Regions from separate parts of the Homo sapiens genome. Here region 2 is linked to region 1. The links are chromatin loops, found by intact Hi-C in ENCODE. Cell type or tissue: PC-3. All regions are shown on one strand. Links, peaks and the distances in the headings refer to the core of each region. The heading gives the core; the rest is flanking DNA.

Region 1 (5,392 bases), core at 86-5,085:
CCCTCCACCACACTCTCTATTCCATATTTCTGCTCAACATTCTCCTCGACCATACCTACCATTTAACATAAAAAATATTTCATTTATTCATCCAGTTTGTTTTCTGTCTCCTTCCACCAAAATATAAGCTCCACGACATCAGGAATGACTCCTTTTTTTTTTTTTTTTTTTTTTTTGAGACGGAGTCTTGCACTGTCACCCAGGCTGGAGTGCAGTGGTGCGATCTCAGCTCGCTGCAAGCTCTGCCTCCCAGGTTCACACCATTCTCCTGCCTCAGCCTCCCAAGTAGCTGGGACTACAGGCGCCCGCCACCGCGCCTGCTAATTTTTTGTATTTTTAGTAGTGACGGGGTTTCACCATGTTAGCCAGGATGATCTCAATCTCCTGACCTCGTGATCCACCTGCCTCAGCCTCCCAAAGTGCTGGGATTACAGGCATGAGCCACCACGCCTGGCCAGGAATGATTTTTTAATCATATTCACTACTGTATTCCCACAGCTAGAACAGGACCTAGCACATAGTAGATACTCAATAAATATTTGTTGAATGAATAAATACAATAAAATCTATTCTTGGAATCAGTATGGTAACTGACAGTGCATTTCAGATTACCTTTACCTCTACATGGTTCAGTTTAATGTAGCTAGAAGTCTTGCCATAGATTAAATTTTAAAATGATTTTCTGCACTAATGATAAGAGGTTGGTGGTCACCTTGATCAATAAGGAAGTGCTAATCACATATGAGTCAATTCAGATTAACTCCCCAGAAATTACTCTATATCCACATTTATGTGAGTGGATGTCCAGAAGAAAGTATATAGTAAGTCTCTTTGTTTGGAGAATCGTAAAGGAGAAACTGCTTCACACCAAAAACAGAATGGGGAAATAGAAAGTTGTGAGAATTATGGGTCCTCAAAATGGTAGACATCTGCACCCACCATGATCAGATAATCCAGAGCAAGCTTGCAACCTAGGAGGAGGGACCATGGCAAATAGTCCTTGTATAAGTGCCTGGATCAAGAGCTGGAGTAGAGGACACAATTAATCTGCCATTGCCATTCCACATGCAGTAAAGAAAATGTTGCTTGCTAATTCCCTGGAGAACCCAAGAACAGATGTGCTGAGGCCAACTGAATATCACCCAGAATTCCCTACCTAGCACTCAAGGCTCCATTGATTTGCCCAGATAGATGTCAAATATCCAGTGCTATCAGACTGGTCATTTTTTCCTTATCAGATATGCTCTTACAATATACATTTGTCATTTTTCAGCTAATTGCTCAAATTCCAATTTCCTCCAATCCTATCCATCTACTTTCCTTAAGATATAATGGCAAGACATCTTCCTCTCGGCCTTCCTTGACTAAACTAATCTCAGATTTCCTGTGGAAATTATAAAAATAATATCTTAGATTTGCAGAGAAGTTGAGAATCTACAGAGCACATTCACAGTAGTGTCCCCCCACTTCCCCTCCCACACACACACCTTCTTTCTGTGTCCTAACCGAAAATCTCAGACTGCCTTGACCATTTCGTGACCCGGCCAGACGCAGGTTTTTCCCAGCAGGCTTGAACCCAAACTGGGGCTTTGAACATTCCTAAGTACTAATAAAGGCATCTAGGTCGTTGTCCAAAACACTAAAACTAACTGGCTCTAGCCCTGAGCTGAATTCCTGAAACCCTCATATGAACTCCCTACCCTTACCCGCTTCTGCAGACAAACCTACGTAGAACGCCCCTTTTGTCTTGTGTATCTCAAGGACTGCTGCAGCCCTCTGTAAGTTCCCCTAATAAGTGTTTTGGACAGATCACCCTGGTATTTGGGCTTCTTTCTTTGGAATCTCAACTGGCTCCATCTCAGGACAGTTTGGGGCATGCTCTTGTGGGGATTCCCATGCTCTGGGGGTGAGTCCAGCTTCAGATTCTGCATTCACATACTGACTTAGATAAATACACAGCAGTGTACTATTTTATAGACACATGTTTTTCTTGTACGTGCAAGCCCTATAGCCTTTCCACGGCTTGCTCTTCCCAGTCCTAGTAGGGTTCACCCAGGAGTACACATGTTAATGAAGAAATAAAATTAGTTTATTATACTGAAAAGTACTCCCAGGGCATTTGTCATGATAACAACTGAGTTTATTTTGTTATTTCAGTGATGAAAGTGCTTGGTAATGATCCAAAGCAAACCAATCTTTTTCAAAGTTTTTAGTGTTTAGTGTTAACAAAATTTAGTGCCTAGTGTTGACAAAATTCCCTACCTGACACAGTATTAAAACGTTTTACATTCAATTCTCTCAAAGACTCAGGTATGTGCTACATACCCATTTTGTAGATTAAAAAAAAAACCCAAGTCTTAAAAATGCTAACTAATTTGCCCATATAAGCAGATTGAGAATCTGAATCTGCTCTGTTTGACTTGAAAGCAGAAGCCCTTAGGAATCACACTCTGCAGTCAGGCACTATTCTATTACACACAGTGTATCGGCAGGGCTGCAGTACAACAAGAGGTCATCCCAAATATCACCAGGGACATTCAGGGTCTAAAGCAAATATGTACAACTTCCTGGGGCCTCAGGCAGAGTCATGCAGTGACTAAGGGAGGCATGCAGTGACTAAGGGAAGAAGAGGCTGAGGCTAAATAAGACTGGAAATATTCAAGTAAACCATGCTCCCACCTCATCCTCAAGATAAAACGAGCTTTTCTTGGGGAAAAAGGACTGAAGGCTTCATTTTCACACACACCACTGAGGTTTCAGGTGTTTAAGAGGTTGCCTTACCTTCTTTTCTTCTTTAGTGCTACCTACTAATCTTCATTTGAACCAGATTTATCTGACCGTATTAATAGATTCAGGGTTTGAAAAAGGTCAGGACACAGTGAGAGCCTCAGTCATTAGCCTAACAGTCTAATTTTCTTTTCCAAATATATTCAACTATTTCCTTTATTGTTGTAGAGCATAATGGATAAATGCACAGATTTTGTTTCACCATTCTCTCACTGTAGGACCTTGGAAATGTTGCTTAACTTCTCTGTGCCTCAATTTACTCATCTGTAAAGTAGGGATAACAATGGCACCTATCTCTTTGGAGATATTGTGAGGAATAAATGAGATAGTGTATATAACATACTTAAGATATTGCTGACCCAAAATAAGTTCTCCATAAGTATTTGCTATTATAATTATTATATAAGTCATGTGTCATAAGGATTATAAAAAATGATAGCTAATATTCAATGAGCAATTATGCTAAGTGCTTCCCATTTATTTCTCATATAAACCCTGGAAGGTAGATATTCTTACTGTACCAATTTACATGAAACAGAGGCTCAGAAATGTGAATCCACAAATTACCTAGGCAACAAATGATAGAGTTAGAACTAAAGCCTACCAATCTACTCCAGAATCAAGCTCTTAACTACTATATTATTTCAAGTAGGTAATGATACTTGCTAAAAGATACTAAAGTTTTGCTCTGTGCCAGGCATAGTTCTAATAACTTTACAACTCTTTCCTCAATTAATTATCACAGCCACCTTATGGGATGGATGCTTTTATTGTTTTCAATATACAAAGGAGAAAACTGAGGGACCAGCATTAGATAACTTGGCCAAGATCACATATTGTATTAGTTCGTTTTCACTCTGCTATAAAGAACTACCAAAGACCAGATAATTTATGAAGAAAAGAGGTTTAATTGACTCACAGTTCATCAGGCTGCACAGAAGCATGGCTGGGAGGCCTCAGGAAACTTCCAGTCATGGCAGAAGGTGAAGGGGAAGCAAGTTCACCTTACCACGGCAACGCAGGAGAGAGAGGGCAAGGAGGGAAGTGCTACACTTTTAAACCATCAGATCTCATGGGAACTCACTCATTATCATAAGAACAGGATGCGGGAAATCCACCCCCATGATCTAATCATCTCCCACCATGTCCCTCCCCTGACACTTGGGGATTACAATTCATCATGAGATTTGGGTGGGGACACAGAGCCAAACCATATCACACATCTAGTATATGGTTAAGGTAAGTGTACCCCATACTAAAAAGTAAACAAAGCAGAGGTGCTAAATTTTCATCTCTGTGACCTAATACCAGATAGAGGATAACAATTTTCAAAAAGGAAACTCCCTTCTGCTATGTTCATCTAAACAGTTTCTAAGCCAGTGTGACTAAGAGAAAGACTCAATACTAGAATCATAAAAGAACTGATTAAATGCTAATATATTCTGTTTTGCCTTACTACTCAATCATTTTCCACCTCTACTAGCAGGCATTTTCAATAGTCATTTTTAATGTCCTATACAATTTGAATAGAATATAATTCTCTATTAGCAAATATGGATCAATTTTTCACATGAAGCAAGACCATTGATTTCATTTGGTTCATGACCCAAGGAAGTTATGGACAACACAGGGAGAGATGGTGGCTGAGTATTCATTCTATGTAACTATGACACAAAGGAGAATCTGCCAATGATATACTTAGCCAAAACCCGCAGGAATTTACAGTCATGACTTAACAATACTAATGGATAACAATTGATAAGGTGTGAAACAGGATCACACACTAGCCCAATATACTCTTGAAGTCTTTGTGCAAATTAGAAAGACGAGCTTTGGTTTGCTGAGCATAACACAAACTTGGCTGTAGCTTCTGCACTCTAGACCAAGGGCTTGGTGTATGTTCCAAACAGATCTCAATGAATCTGAGACAATATGGGAAGGTATTTTTAGAAGTCTTAAGAGACATGATCAATAGCAAAAACAGAAACATACTGATATAGATCTTGAGAAAAGAATAAATACATGAGTCCAAAAAGGAAAATGGCAAGCCAATTTTCTTTACAGGACAATTGTGTGGGAGGACGGCAATGTGTCATAGGAAATAATACTTGTCAATGGTTAGGACAAACTTTTTAGATCCCTTATATTTATATCAGAATTAAGTACTTGACTTGCTGGAGGAAAAGCACAAGAGGAATATATGAAAGAGCAATGAATAAAATTTAAGATTTTTGTGGATATTTTAGAATGTTACTCTAGGTAATAAAAAGGTCATGATCAATTATGTTATCACAAATTAACTACTAGAAGACAAATAATTAATTAACAAGAAATGGTAAAGGACCCCGATTAGGAAAAGAGAAGACATGATGACAATGGTAATAAAAATTGACCAAAAAAGAAAAAAAAAAAAAACACCGGCAGCTACTGAGCACCTAATGCTATGAGCTTTACCTTCATTACCTTCACAATAACCTTATGGGAAAGCACCATTATTAGTACCATTTTACAGATGAGGAAACTGAAGCGTAAGAGGTTACGTGACCTAACCAGGATCTCATGTAAAATAATAGAACTTGGATTTACACCCAGGCAGTTTAACTCT
Region 2 (5,392 bases), core at 158-5,157, 48 kb after region 1:
GGGGCAGATAAAAAGAGAAGCGGCTGCACTCAGAATATGCTTTCAATGTGGAGACGACAGATTTGCCAACTGTAGGATTAGATGTACAAGCTGACAAAAGTGTTTTATTTATGATATTTCACAGAAATTATGACAACTCTGTTTGCAACATTTTAGTAGAGCAAGAAATTAAGTAGTACACAGCTATATTGAAAGAATACAACTAAAGTTTTAACAACTTTCATCTAAACTAGAGAGAAAAAGGAAAAAACAGATATAGTACATCTAAACAGATATGATACATTTAAATATAATATATCTAAACAGATATGATGCATTTAGATATATCTAAACAGATATGATACATTTAATTACACCTAAATTGTTTTCTTATATATATAATGCTCTTGGGCATAGCATTAGCATAGTAGGTTTATTGAGGATGTTAAAAGTACAGAAAACACTTTTTTTCATACTTTGCCCTTCATTTACCATTCCTTTACTACATATCTTTCTCAGTTTTAGAAAATAAAATAAATTTCAATGAAAATAAAATAAATAATTAATAAATAATAATATTGCCAATTTATTGACTAGCTACTGGGGAAAGAATTGGCAAATTCCTACTTGTTATTCAACTATTTTAGTTTACCAACCATTGCTGGTTATTTTTGCCAGTTAGCAATTTAACAACCATTGTTAATTTACCATTTAAAAGTTTAATGAGGCAAAACTTGGCATTAGAAATGGCATAACCTTTCCAAAGGAATTCTTTACATGTAGTGAAATTTCAAAAACACTCTGTGGTTGACTTTAACAGTGTTCTTTCTCTCATCTCACTGCTTTGCTAACATTTCTTATACATATTTCTTTTTCTTTAAAATATAAACTATGTAATCATTGGTCCTTTATAAATTAATCATATATCTTTAATATGAACTGATAAAGAATGGTTATTTCTGAACATCTATTTGGGTTCCACAAATCACTTCCCAAGAATTTTAAAATGAAGAAAACAAATCTGAGGTTTAAACTTGTAAAAATCCACACAGAATGAATACGATTAGCTCCCGGATGGGTAAATCAAAAGATTCCCTGTAGATGCAAAACCAAAGAATTTGGAACACCCAACACTCCATTAAAATTACCTGGGTATAATCTCTATGATGTCAGGCTGAAAATTGACTATAATTTAGTGAAGTGAAACAATTAATTGTATTGTGTCTAATGTAAACAAAGACTATGACTAGCAAGAAGGTGGTTAGACTATAGCACACATGCATACACACAGAAAGAAAACCCTAGTACTGTAGTATTTATCCAGTCTTAGCCAGGTAAAGAAAACTCTGTGACTCATAAAAAAAATTATTTAAAAGACATGCAATTTATCGTCCAAGATCTGCCCCCTGAAAGTACAATGTACAAAAGAATTGCATCCTTCTTCATCATTTCTAATTACGTGTTTAAAATGTGCCTTCTCCCACCTGATTACGAACTCCATTCGGAGGGAAATGGGGGGGAATCATGTCTACACAACACTACATCTCTAGTACATTCTGTTAGAAGAGAATTGCGATACTCCGCTCCTGGTTGACATTGGAGATACGATTCGCTAAGCATACTTCTAGCATCTCTCTGTCCATTTACTCACTCTTCCCTGGGGAAGAGAAGTGGAAGCTTGAGAAAAGTTAGCAGGAATGCTCAGGTGTACCATACTCCCTCTTGGGAGTTGCCTGCCCACAGCAGGAAGTATCTCCCTTCACCTCTAGAGCCTAAATCCCTGTGGAGAAAAGATCTGCCTGCCCTAGTCCAGGACTGCAGGGACCACATGGGTAGGTCTTCCTAATTCTGAGAGTTGGTTCATTGGTTCGCTTGGGTCTCTCATGAATCTATGACTCTAATCTTGATCTATAAATGATAGAGATGATATTTTGCTTCCATCTGCTTTTCAGAGTTTTTTTTTTCTTAAATTATTGAGATTCCAGGCACAGCAGGGGGAAAGGTCCTATTTACTGGCCCCCTTGAAACTCTAACACATAACACAATGTCTGATTCTCTGTAAATGCTTAGCAAATATTTCTTGAGCAACTGTAGAGATTAACACAAAAGGCTGATTCTACAAATTTAAGTTCTCTGCCCACAAAAAGCCTTAGTATACTACAGGCGGAAACTTGGAGGCTTACATCTTGGCCATCCAGTGCCCACTTTTCAGATAAAATAACAGAATGATCTGGGGCTCTGAGATCAAGATTGGGCTAGGATATCTTTGGAAACTGGGTCGAATGTGGAACATCATATGCCTCAAGACTGTGGTAGAGAGGCTGAGTAGGCTGTCTAAAAATACTATTCAATTTAAAGAGTGTACAGAAAGAAAAAAATCTGGGCAAGACACCAACAGGATAAAAATCAAGGAGATGGAAATGAGTAGTTAGAACAGAAGTCTATGGAAAAGACAAATTCTGGAGAAAAACGCTAATCTGGCTTGAAAATGGCTGCAGCATATTTTATTATGCACTTCATGGCTGGAAATGAAGCAGCCGGAGGGGCACAGGGAGCTGGTCACGTTACGGCTGGTTGTTTGGGGAAGTGGGCAATGATGATTGTCTCAGATAGGGAGGATGTCCTTCAAGCCCAAGAGCACAACGGAAGCACATTTTACTTGAATAAGAAAAATCATTGCCTGATTTAATTTTGCCAATGATTTTCTGCACTATTACTAAAATATACTCAGTAAAAACAGCCAACTATAAAACTCAAAATAATCAAGTTTTTACATTAAACAGGAAATTAGAGCTTCCTTTTATAATAAACAACTATTTAGGTTGTGCAAGGCATAATATTTATCAATTCACCCAGAATCTTGAATTATAAAACACATTTCCTGATGTTTATTTTTCCTCAACATCCAGGCTTGGACTGGAGCAAGTCCCTGACCACTTAACTCTTAATAGCTGACGCTGCCTCACCGCACCTCTATTCAATGTCTGTACATTATTCAAAAGAAGTGAAGGGAAAGCCTTGGTTGCCTTGGTTGTTTGGAAGCTATTATTTTCATTCTCCTTGTGTGGCAGAAGAAAAAAGACAGCAATGAAGGACCTGTCAATATGGAAAGAGTAAACTGAACTGACGTTTTTTTCAAGTAGTGAGTCTTTTTTCCAGGTTTTTTAGCCCTCCTCCTCCTATCAGTTGTTTATGTTTTAACTGGATCTATCTGGTGCTGATTTATATGAAATACTATTACTACTTGAGTATAACTAATGGCTTTAAGACAGTTACTTAGAGTAGCTAGAAAGTTGTCTCTTTAAAAACTATTTTAAAAATATATACAAAAGTATCCAGAAAAAATAATATATAATATTTATAAAAATATTTATCAAATATATAATAAAAATATAAAAAACAATAAAAGTACTAAACAAATGGGAGATTATCAATGTAAATTTAAGAAGTTGATAACTGTACTGTAATCGGGTTAGAAAATCCACACTGAATACTTAAAGAACCACAATCTGTGATGTAAGTTGTAATTTACTTCAAAAGGTTTAGGAAAAAAATGTGTGTGTGTGCATGTATGTGTCTGTGTGAGAGAGAGAGAGAATATATATAAAATATACACGTGGCTTACATAAAACTTTCCATGATATTACATGGCATTATATATTACTTATCGTTTGTCAGTAAACATTCATATATTTTATAGTTGTGACTAAGGATATAAAAATGTTTGAGTAGTAACTTATTTCATATAACTCTAAAATTAATAACTGAAAAATATTAATAACCAAGTACAGTAAATATAAAAGCAAACACAAGAAGAACCCAGCAGATACCTCAGTGTCAATTCAGTAATATGCCTAATCATACATAAGATGACTTTTATTTACTGCTCCTTATGGGAACTTGAGTTAAAAGGGCAAGAAACAAGTATCTGTAGCTTGCTGCTTCTAGAAATCCTGACCACTGGCTTGATGTCACAAAACCTTAGCTGACTTACTTTTGTACTTCACTGTTATTGTATAACAAGTTAATTCAAGGATGGCGATTGAATCCATGTAAAAATGACTATATCCAAATCACTTTATGTAACCTTAATATATAGCATAAACATACATATAAAAATCAATATTAATAAATAATAGAAATTATATCCATGATATTTGTTTCAAAAGGAAACACAGATGCATGAAATGTACTCAACACAATAGGTCATCTCTTATTTCTAGCTCAAAGAACACTGCCTACCACAAAGTGGCACATAATAAATATTTGTTAAGTGAATAAGCAAATGAATTAATAAATGAATAAAACAAAATAATATATGTAATGTTTTTAATGCAAAAACTGGCAGATAGCATTCAATATGTGATATGGTTCAGATTTGTGTCCCCACGCAAATCTCATGTCGAATGATAATCCCCAGTGTTGGAGGTGGGACCTGGTGGGAGATGATTGGATCATGGGGCTGGATCTCCCGCTTTGGTGCTGTTCTCCTGCTGGAGTTCTCACAAGATCTGGTTGTTTAAAAGTGTGTAGCAGCTCCCCCCACCCTCTTGCTCCTGCCCTGGTCATGTAAGATATGCTCACTCCCCCTTTGCCTTCCACCATGATTGTGAGTTTCCTAAGGCCTCCCCAGATGCAGATCCTGCCATGCTGCCCGTACAGCCTGCAGAACCATGAGCCAACTAAACCTATTTTCATTATAAATTACCCAGTCTCAGGTATTTTCTTATAGCAGTGCAAAAATGGATTAATACAATATGATCTTTGTAATAAACTTAATAATACTACTGTATAACATTTAACTTTGTCCTAGCCATCATGAGACAATAAATTAGTAATTCTCAATGAAAGGGAGCATGCCACACTCCCCTACGGGATAGTTTTTAGAGTTTATTGTTTATCTTCTGTTTTTTTGCCTTTACTGACTGTTACTGTGATTGGCGGTCCAACTATAAGTTGGGACCAAGGGGACTGGGTGTTGTGAAATGTGTAGTACAGCCCCACAGAATGAAGAATTGTCCTGTGTTTTGTGCAATTTTATAATATCCAACACATGACAAACCTTCACATTTTGTCATAGTTTTCATATATATCAAATTTTCTAGGATTCTGACTACTGTATAGTAGAGGAAATATTGTATGATGCTTTATTTTCTTTGTGGAGGTACTGGGAGTTAGTAAGAAGTTCAGAGTATGTTACTAAAAGCAGTATCACTTGTGGGATTTGAATTGCTAATATTTCAAACAGATGAGTCTGCATTTATAGCTGTTGAATTCATGTTGAAAGAACCTCCCTCTCTCTCTGCCCCCATCTATCCAACTACAAATACATTTATTTGTCGCTTGTTTTAAAATAATAATTATAGAGAAGAAGGATTGACCATCAACTAAATATTGCCTTTTCCTAAATCTA

The links. A loop is a pair of places that touch in the nucleus more often than their neighbours do. Peaks named below come from ENCODE experiments on the same cell type or tissue, not always from the same donor. Only the 100,000 strongest peaks of a DNase experiment are listed, where the experiment ranks them.
Region 2: a loop joins it to region 1, with 3 times the contacts of the local background. A loop is called at or near these places in 1 of 110 quality-filtered maps.

Annotation. Positions count from the first base shown.
Region 1 is chr4:86,336,633-86,342,024 of GRCh38, forward strand. The region is part of intron 2 of MAPK10 (mitogen-activated protein kinase 10); the gene reads right to left. Among named protein-coding and RNA genes, the nearest start is that of MAPK10, 21 kb to the right of the region's middle. In PC-3, for the core only: no CTCF peak of the experiment used is centred there; a DNase peak (open chromatin) is centred at 2,569; H3K27ac peaks cover 1,365 bases.
Region 2 is chr4:86,384,650-86,390,041 of GRCh38, forward strand. It overlaps a transcript of MAPK10 not described here. Among named protein-coding and RNA genes, the nearest start is that of MAPK10, 27 kb to the left of the region's middle. In PC-3, for the core only: no CTCF peak of the experiment used is centred there; no DNase peak of the experiment used is centred there.